2 separate regions of the Homo sapiens genome follow, and region 1 is linked to region 2. Evidence: chromatin contacts called from ENCODE Hi-C or POLR2A ChIA-PET data. All regions are on one chromosome and are shown on one strand. The core of a region is the stretch at or near the end of the contact, and the rest is flanking DNA. Distances in the headings are between cores, read along the strand shown.

Region 1 (4,863 bases), core at 490-2,989, 860 kb after region 2:
GGGCTCCAGATATTCAAACAGCGCTGTCTCCAGAGCTCAGGAGTTGGGATGTCAGGCTTGCCCCTCCTGGCAGGGACGTGTTCTTCCTACATTGATTTTGTCTTCCCTACAAGATAGGCCCTGGAGGGAGCATGATTTCTCAGCTCTCCTTCACACCCCTTAGAGCCAAGGCATTGACAAGATATGAAGACCCTGATCAGCAGATCTCAAGTGCCCTCAGGAATGGCAGCCTGGGGCCAGGACTTTCTGATAGGTAGAGGTTTAGTAGAGTCTCTTTCTTGTCTAGGTACCTATACTGACAGCTGTGTCAATATATGTACCCAGTAGGACCCAGCCCTCCTTCTTAGGGTGGTGGAGAATCACCCTGGCTCATGCTCCATAGCTCTGGCCTCGCTAAGCCCCAGCTCCACATCCATTTCTCTCAGCAGGCTCATCTATCCATCATGTCACTAGCTCTTTTCCTGAGAGCACTTTACAGATACATCTCTATTATAAATGCATTAAAAAAAAAAAAAGATGGAGTCTCACTGTTGCCCCGGCTGGAGTGCAGTGGTGCAATCTCGGCTCACTGCAACCTCTACCTCCTGCGTTCAAGTGATTCTCCTGCCTTAGCCTCCCAAGTAGCTGGGGTTACAGGTGCACGCCACCATGCCCCGCTAATTTTTTTTTGTATTTTTAGTAGAGACGAGGTTTCACCATGTTGGCCAGGCCGGTCTCCAACACCGGGGATTACAGGTGTGAGCCACCACACCCGACCAATGCATTGTTAAAATTAGACAGGTGTGGTGGTGCATGCCTGTGGTCTTAGCTACTCAGGAGGCTGAGGCAGGAGGATCACTTGAACCCAGGAGGTTGAGGCTGCAGTGAGCCATGATTGCACCATTGCACCCCAGCCTGGGCAATGGGGCAAGACTTTGTCTCAAAAAAAAAAAAAATGTATTGTTTTTCTCACTGTACAGGCTTAGAGAATTTATGTGGGCCGGGTGCGATGGCTCATACCTGTAATCCCAGTACTTTCGGAGGCTGAGGCGGCAGTATTGCATGAGCCCAGGAGTTCGAGACTAGCCTGGGCAACATAGGAAGACACTGCCATCCCCGTCTCTATGAAAATAATAATAATAATATAACAAGAATGAATTTATGTGACTTCTCCAAGGCCATAAAACCCTGAGTGGTGGTCCTCAGATTTGAACATGTGTCTAAGCTACTTACTTTTTTTTTTTTTTTTTTTTTTTTAGATGGAGTCTCGCTCTGTGTCCCAGAGCTGGAGTACAGGGGTGCCCAGACTGGAGTACAGTGGCGAGATATCGGCTCACTGCAACCTCCGCCTCCCGGGTTCAAGCGACTCTCCTGCTTCCGCTTCCTGAATAGCTGGATTATAGGCGTGCGCCACCACGCCCGGCTAATTTTTGTATTTTTAGTAGAGACGGGGGTTTCACCACGTTAGCCAGGCTGGTCTCGAACTCCTGAACTCAGGTGATCCGCCCGCCTTGGCCTCCCAAAGTACTGGGATTACAGGCGTGAGCCACCGCGCCGGGACTAAGCTGCTTAATGACTTCCAGAGCGATCCATCCAGGAAGGTGTTTTCCCTCTGCAGGTCCTAGACTCCCCCTGCCTCCTCAACAACGTCCTCCAGTGGAAAATGTCCTTGGGAAACGCTGACAGAGTCTTTTGAGCCTCGGCCGCATCCGTCACTCGCGCAGCAGGCGGAAGTAGCGGGCAGTTGGCCGGAAGTGGGGCTGTGAGGCTCGGAGTCGCCGGAGGAGCCAGTATCTGTGTCGCCGCCGCCCGCGGCGTCCCCGGTTTGGTGTTGCGGCGCCCACCTTCGGGAGGATCAGGTGAGTGGCGGCGGCCGGGGAGGAGGTCGCGGCGGCCTCTTTCCGCGTTCACGACCGTCCTGGGCCTTGGCCTGTGCCTCCTGTCCTCCCGGCCGGCCCAGAGCTGGAGCGCATCGAGGCCTTGTTCAGCTCTTGGCCTGGGTTGCCAGTGCCTCTCGCAGGCCTGGCTGTGGTGAGAACTTCAGTGACTCTCGCCGCTCCTGAGTTTGTGATCTTTGGCAGGGGGCTTATCTGACCCTTGATTTTTTTTCCTCTGTGAAATGGAGATCGTAACAGTACTTGTCTCACGGTGCTGTTAAGAGAATGTAGTCAGATATTCTGCCGCGCCTCTCATCACACTTTGATGTGCCTGCGAATCGCTTAGAGATTCTGATTCTGTAGGACTGGGGTGGGTTCTGAGATAACTGTGTTCCTAACTAGATTCCAGACGAGGCTGAAGCCTCTGGCACGCAGACCACACACTGAGTAGCAAGGCCCTACAGTATGTTGCTTAGCATTTGGGATGCGGAGTCTTCGGTAAACATCAGTATGATAGGATATATACCTTCCCCCCATTTTTAGCAGTTTCTCGTTGCACAAGCCTAAGGGTAGTATTGATGGCCTTCTCCCTTTTTCTTTCCGTGGGTAAGAATAGTTGCTCTTTCTCTTTCTGTGCAAACCGTGACACAGCTCTTCTGTCTTGACTCAGGGAACTTTGGGTCCCCTCATATCAGCTGTGTTCATCAGTCTTGGGTGATGCTTCACTGATCAGACCCTTGGACAGTGCTTCATCCTGTGGAGCTGATAGCCAGCTGCGTTAGCACCAACTGTGGCTGGCGTTTTGTGCTCCAGTCATTTGTTGCTGCTGGAATCTGAATTCACGTTTTCTACACTTTGTGAATAGTAAGAATGGCTGCCTTTCCAGAACTAGATTCTGTAGCTCACTGACCTGAATGGTCCTGGGCAAGTCCTTGGATAGTTTGCTACTACCTGGTAGACTAAAATAAAATCTGGGCCGGACACAGTGGCTCACGCCTGTAATCCCAGCACTTTGGGAGGTCAAGGCGGGCGGATCACGAGGTCAGGAGATCGAGACCATCTTGGCTAATATGGTGAAACCCCGTCTCTACTAAAAATACAAAAAAATAGCTGGGCGTGGTGGCGGGCGCCTGTAGTCCCAGCTACTCTGGAGGCTGAGGCAGGAGCGTGGCGTGAACCCCGGGAGGCGGAGTGTGCAGTGAGCCGAGATCGCGCCACTGCACTCCAGCCTGGGCGAGAGAGCGAGAGTCCGTCTCAAATAAATGAATAAATAAATAAATAAATAAGTAAATAAAATCTGAAGACTCTGTGCTGCATAACATAACTTAAAAAGTGAGGCCTTTGGCAGTTATGCAGGTCTAATGTTTATTAGTCAGTATGATTTTCTTCCCCATCCATTGGTTTATTTTTTTAGTCCCTAATAAGGCCTTGCCATTCATCATGTGAATAAGTCAACTTTGATATAAAATAATTCTAAGGTCAGGTGCGGTGGCTCATGCCTGTAATCCCAGCACTTTGGGAGGCCGAAGTGGAAGGATTACTTGAGCCCAGGAGTTCGAGACCAACCTGGGGGCAACATAGGGAAACTCTGTCTCTACGAAAAAAACAAAAAACAAAAAAAACACACAAAAAAACAAAATGTAGCCAGGCGTGGTGGTGGGCTTGTAGTCCAAGCTACTTAGGAGGCTGAGGTGGGAGGATCGTTTGAGATCCTTGAGCGATCCTCGCCCGGGAGGTTGCCGGGGTGAGAGGTGGGGGGCAGTGGTCGAGGATGCAGTGAGCGGAGATTGCACCACTGCCCTCCAGACTGAACAACAGAGCGAGACCCTGTCTGAAAAAAAAAACAAAAGAATTCTGAAACTCCTTCTTTATTTGTCTGAAGTATGTACTATACAGCCTCTATACAGCCTTGCAAATTGTAAAAGCAGATAAAACCAAGTGTTTATTGAGCTAACAGTTATAGGTACTTGGACCATTTATTTGGGAATTTTCTCTTATGACGACTGTGTGCATGCAGCTACTTCTCTTTACCTGCCTGGATTTTGTAATTCCTCTAGAAGCCCCATTTAGATGGGCTGAGAGGACATGAGTGCCTACTGCCTGTTGTTATATGGAGAGGTTTTCTAAAGACAGGGTTTTATGAAACCCTTTAAAAGCAGTAGCTCTAACAGAATCATCTACAGGGCTTAGTCATACTATATCTACCCACATCCTTCTTGCCATTCTGATAGAGGAATAGCAGAGTCTTAAAAGAGAAGCGGAAGGGCTGTGTAGCTGAAAAAGTTTCACAAATGTTTGTGATGTGCTGTTTTTCTCCTATCAGCATGGAGTCTAGAACAAAAAGGAAGGGATGGATTGCTAGACTGAATAATTTTAGTTTGGCTTAGACCTGCGAGTGACACTGAACTTGACCTAAACACCTTTGCACTAGTGCTTCACCTTCGCAGTACTGGTAGACTCCTCTCTGAGGCCCTGCTCCCGTGTGGAAACAGAAACACAGAAGAGTCTAGCCCAGTTAACATCCACATTAACAGCTAAGGTCCTTACTGCCAGTCTCTAAGCCCTCACTAGGGGCTTTGAAGTTTTGTAGATTCTCAGCAGAATACCTCAGCACCTAGAGAAAGTTCGGTTTTTTTGCCCTTTTTTTTTGGTAGAGACAGGGTCTCGCCATGTAGCCCAGACTGGTCTTGAACTCCTGGCCTCACGTGATCTGCCTGCTCGGCCTTCCAAAGTGCTGGGATTATGGTCATGAGCCACCTGTCTAGCCAGTTTTTTTGCCTTTTTAATTCTTAAGGTTGCTCAACAAATTATTTGCTGAGACAAGAATAGGGTTGGAGTGTTCATTTATTTGTGGCAATTTTATTGGGACATAGAAAGGAAAAGTGTTAGAATTGAGGGATCAGATCTGGTAAGTGGTAAATTGTATGTGTTTAAGGTGTCTTATACTCAGTCTACAGTTAGCATCGCTCCTTCCTCTGCCTGGCCCCCCTCCTCTAACTTCTAGACT
Region 2 (4,884 bases), core at 2,268-4,767:
AAAGAGGGGCATCCTCCGAAACTCCAAACAGTGAAGTCTTCCCTACCCTACCCCTACCCATCATGTGGAACAAGGAAAATGTTAGCTGCGAAGCCACCACTTCAAGTCCTAGCTGCCTGCTGTTTTGAGGTACCCACCTAAACCCTCCAGAGAAAGAATTGCCCACCCACACTCTCCCATCACTTGCATTTTGCCTAGACCAGTGGGGGCTGGGAGTGGTGGGGGGATGAGTAGACTCATGTGCATCACTAAGCAAAGAGGATCAGGGACTAGCAGGTGAACCTCCAGCCGGAAGCACCAGGAGGACAAAAACTGTGATTTCTTCCTTAAGGGGAACACGGGACAACCCGCTACAGGGGACAGAAGAGCAGGATCCTGCCATATGTTGTAGAAACTGTGAGGCCAGATTCCACCTGTCCAGTCCCAAAGGAAAACTTTCTCCTTGACCCTAAAAACCAGTTGGGCCAGTTGATGACACAGCAAAATTTTAATAAGATGAGTCTCCCTGAAAACAGCAACTGGACACGGCCCCTCCTCCTTCCGTTCATTCTCTCATTCTCTTTCCCACTCACCCCTAATTTTTTCAAGAACAAAAGACATGAAATGAGCCACTCCATCCTCTACCCTACAGCCTGATTGGACTAGTGAATTACTAGCCAAGCTTTCTAAACAAACAAACAAAACAGGTTTCCAAACGCAGGGCAGAGGAAGGAAGCCAAAATAAGGAAGAAGAAAGAAAAGGAGCTCAGCCTTTCCTTCTCCTGTGGAGCCTCCCCAGCCCACCAGGGAACATCACCTCCACCAATAGCCACAGCAGACCCACTATGTGCCAGTCACATATTAGGTCCTGGGAGATACTGATCCTGCTGATGAAGGACTCACATGCTGGTGTGGTAAGAAAATATGCAAATGAGCAGGGACCTTGGAGGGTGCCTAGTGCTGAGAGGGAAGTGGGTACAGGGCACAGGTGGGGATTCTCAAGGAAAGTCTGTCAATAAGTGGGGGCAGAAAAAAATACTTTATCAAAAATGACTTTGTAAATACTTTACTTTTTTTTAGAGCAGTTTTAAGTTTGCCACAAAAGTGAGAGGAATGTGCAGAGTTCCCAACTAGCCCTTCCCCCCTACACATACATAGCCCCCCCATTATAAACATTCTCCCACGGGAGCATTTATTACTATTGTTGGACCTACATTGGCACATCATTATCACCCAAAATCCATGTTTACATTAGAGTTTGCTGCTGGTATTATTCATTCTATGGATTTAGACAAATGTGTCATGACAGGTATCCACCATTATGGTATCATACACAGAGTATTTTCACTGCCCTAAAAAGCATCTGTGGATTTTCAGAGAAAAGAGCAACTTTTGCATGCTAGGTAAGTATTGCTTTCCTAGTAGGGGAACAGCAGGAAACAGCAGTCACCTTGGTGACTACTGAGGTGAAACACCATGGTGCTGTTCTGTAAATGGCTGGAAAATAAGGCTCAAGGAGCCAGATGGGGCAGGGAAAAAGAAAAAGACAGAAACACAGGCAGATTTGAATACCATGAGAATCGATTTGCATGAGAATGGATTGAGACTTCTGCAACAGCCCAGGGGAGAGATGAGGGGGCTGATTTAGAACAGTGAGAGGTTTGAGCAAAGCAAAGTTGAAAAGACCCTCCAGGTAACTGCTATGATTGACAGCAAGGAGGGCAGTGTTCCCCCAGCACAGCCCTGGCACAGGCAGCTCTAGAGGAAGCCTGGGTCTCCCACTCCCTTCCTTTTGCCACAGTCTCCCTAGCACATGCCTCCACCCTTCTCTCACTTTGGGGGACTGTGACCATTGGGTGGCAGGTGACTTCTTGAGAAATTCACTAATGTTTCCCTCTTTACTTCCTCCCTGCCTTGGTGGTTAATGGTTTGCCAAAGCAGAAGGAACATGCCTCTAGGCGCTTGCCATGATGACTTTTGCTTCCCAAAGTTAAGCTACTGAGCTGTTTATGGTTTATGTGATGGGGCCTGAGAGATTAGGAGAAGGAAGGAGAACTTCTGGGGGACACATGGAGACTGAGGAAGAGGGGGCAATCATTTTTGCAAGCTCTGAGCTGCAGCGCACACACAGTCAGCTGTGGAGCTTCACAGCCATTCCCTCTGCAGGCTCCTAGCCTCTCCAGAAACTTCCGTACCCCAGGAGTGGCAGACACAAGGCGATGGGAACAAGAGAGTATCTGCAGAATACACTGCCTGCTAAAGACAAGAGAGGACTCCCCAGATCCTTGCCTTGGTATTGCAGGAAGAGCTCAGCCTCCCAAAATCGGAGGTCAATTTATTGCCTGCCCTGTAGAATGGGAGCCGGAGGTTGAGGAGTGGATGTAAATAAAGGAATGCACTGTTTCTTGCACACACCTCTCTCCACTATCTGGGCAGAGTCTAGGTCTCATCCATCACCAAGGTTCTAGCACTCAGCTGAGAGGCTGCAGCAGGAGGGGCAGATGGAGGAGGGTGCGGTGCATACCATCTCCCCATCAAACCAATGGGCACCACGTGACCATTCTTGTGTCTCTGGGGACTGTCAATCTGCATGCTAGGAAAGGGGTGGCATTCCAATCTTTCATTTTTTTGTGTGTGAGACGGAGTCTTGCTCTGTCACCCAGGCTGGAGTGCAATGGTGCGATCTTGGCTCACTGCAACCTCCGCTCCCCGGGTTCAAGAGATTTTCCTGCCTTAGCCTCCCGAGTAGCTGGGATTACAGGCATGAGCCACCACACCCAGCTAATTTTGTATTTTTAGTAGAGACAGAGTTTCTCTATGTTGGTCAGGCTGGTCTGGAACTCCTGACCTCAGGTGATCCACCCGCCTTGGCCTCCCAAAGTGTTGGGATTACAGGCGTGAGCCACTGCGCCCGGCCCCATGCTTTCACTTTTAAAAATGCTTGTAGGGCACGCAAAAATACTAAACGGTCGATGGAGAAGGTCTGTCTGGAGTAGTTGTTTTTTTTTTTTTTTTTTGAGACAGAGTCTCGCTCTGTCGCCCAGGCTGGTGTGCAGTGGCACGATCTCGGCTCACTGCAAGCTCCGCCTCCCAGGTTCAGGCGATTCTCCTGCCTCAGCCTCCCAAGTAGCTGGGACTACAGGCGCCCGCCACCACACCCGGCTAATTTAATTTTTTGTATTTTTAGTAGAGACGGGGTTTCATCGCGTTAGCCAAGATGGTCTCGATCTCCTGACCTCGTGATCTGCCCGCCTCAGCCTCCCAAAGTGCTGGGATTACAGGCGTGAGCCACCTCGCCCGGCCTGTCTGGCGTAGTTCTAACCAGGAACAGAGCCAGCGGCCAGGGCCGCACCAGGCCTGGCCAGGGAGCGCCGCGCCTGCGCACTGCAGACTCTGAAGCCGCCGAGCCCTCCGCCGAGGTGGGTGGGGAAACTGCCCGGGCATCCGGGTCCCTCACCCCGCCCCCGCTGCATGAATGAGAGGCGCGGCGCCCGCCCCTCCCCCGGCGGGCCCGCCCCTCGCGAGGGGCCGCCGGGCGCAGTCAGCCGCCGCCACCTCCGCCGCGCTCTGTCCGGACGGACGCTCGCCGCCCGCAGCCTGCCGCCCGCCGCAGGGCGCTGACGGTCCCGCACGTCTGCCGCTGCCACCGGCGCGCCCGAGTAAGTGAGCGAGCGAGGGCGGGAGCGCCGCGGCCGCCGCCCCCGGGCTGGGGTTTGGGGGACCGAGCCGCTCCGGGTTCGGGATGCTGAGGAGACCGCGGGCCCGCGCCAGCCTCCCACACACACACACTCTCCCGGCGCCTCGGCCGGCCGGGCGCGGTGTGCAGGGGTGAGGCGGTGTCTCCAGGCTGAGGAGGGACGCGGAGGAGGGTCCGGCGCGGCCCCGGGACTGGAGGGTGAGTCCCTCACAAAGGGCGGAGCGGGGCTGTCACCTGGAGATCACGGAGGGAAGGTGCGTGGGCCCCCGCACGTCCTGCTCGCCCAAGCCCTGGCATCGGGTCCCCGGGCGTGGGAGGCGGCTGGGATGAGCTGGGAGGCTAGGAGGAGGATGGCGAGGACGCTGCCCCCGCGTTGGCGGTGGGCGCGCGCCTTGGGGGGTGCGGCGTGGCAGTGTTTTCCTGGTCCCCGTCCACTCCTCCCCTTTCTTTGTGGCGCTTGTCTCGTGCCCCGTTGTCACAGTGTGCATGGCAGTGGTCGGGGTGGAGACCTCTTCCCTCGGCTTACTCATTAATGAAAGTCACCATCTGTGGGCAGGGGGCGTGTGTGGTTCCACAGGCCGGAGAATTAAGGACCCTCCTTTGTTTCTGGAGACCTAATGATGTGTGTGTGTGTGTGTGTGTGTGTGTGTGTGTGTGTGCGCATTCAAGTGAAAGGGACATCTATGAAATGAGAGAATCAGAGATTGTCAAAAAGGGTATGAGGAAAAGGGGAGGGGATATAACTTCATCACACCTTTACCCAATTCTTTACCTGATGTTATTTCAAACAGTTTTTTCTCACTGTAAAACCAGTGGGTTTTATTCATTGGAAATGTGCATCTAAATTCTCATATATCTGTGTTTCTAGAATACTTTGCCTTTTTGGGCTTAGTTAATGGTAAGATTCTCATGTCTGTCTACATAGGAATACTCCACCGTACAGGACACTGCTTTCTGGGTTTAGTTCATTGATAATTTGTCCGAATGCTCATAAACATGTCTATAGGAATACTCCAATATATCTAGGACACAGTTTTCTCCGCTCCTGAATACAGGCAGATTTTGTTTCTTTCTGCCTCCCTGTGTTAATGAGAAGGTAGTCCAGCAGGTTCTCTCTACCTCCTTGCTTTTTTTTCCCCTTAATGCTTTGGCAGAGGGTTTTATTGCATATTACCCTGGCATGCGCCCTTGCTTTGATGTGAATTTTC

What was found. Hi-C counts contacts between places; a loop is a spot of excess contacts on that map. ChIA-PET counts read pairs that join two places held with the same protein, here RNA polymerase II (POLR2A). Pooled maps may share reads with other maps.
Region 1: a pooled map shows a loop between it and region 2 (4-fold over the local background). The contact joins the promoter of FASTKD5 here to the promoter of RNF24 in region 2. A Hi-C loop is called at or near these places in 1 of 37 single-sample maps with no recorded cell type and 2 of 50 pooled maps. POLR2A ChIA-PET finds 5 or more read pairs at or near these places in 1 of 52 experiments (Panc1).

Annotation. Positions count from the first base shown.
Region 1 is chr20:3,156,741-3,161,603 of GRCh38, reverse strand. FASTKD5 (FAST kinase domains 5) reads left to right here and starts at 1,739. Exons shown (of 2, transcript NM_021826.5): 1 at 1,739-1,838. It overlaps UBOX5 (U-box domain containing 5), which reads left to right and starts at 1,739. Exons shown (of 5, transcript NM_014948.4): 1 at 1,739-1,838.
Region 2 is chr20:4,014,191-4,019,074 of GRCh38, reverse strand. It overlaps RNF24 (ring finger protein 24), which reads left to right and starts at 3,517. Exons shown (of 6, transcript NM_001134337.3): 1 at 3,517-3,638. RefSeq lists enhancers at 1,790-2,391, 2,595-3,527 and a silencer at 3,411-4,010.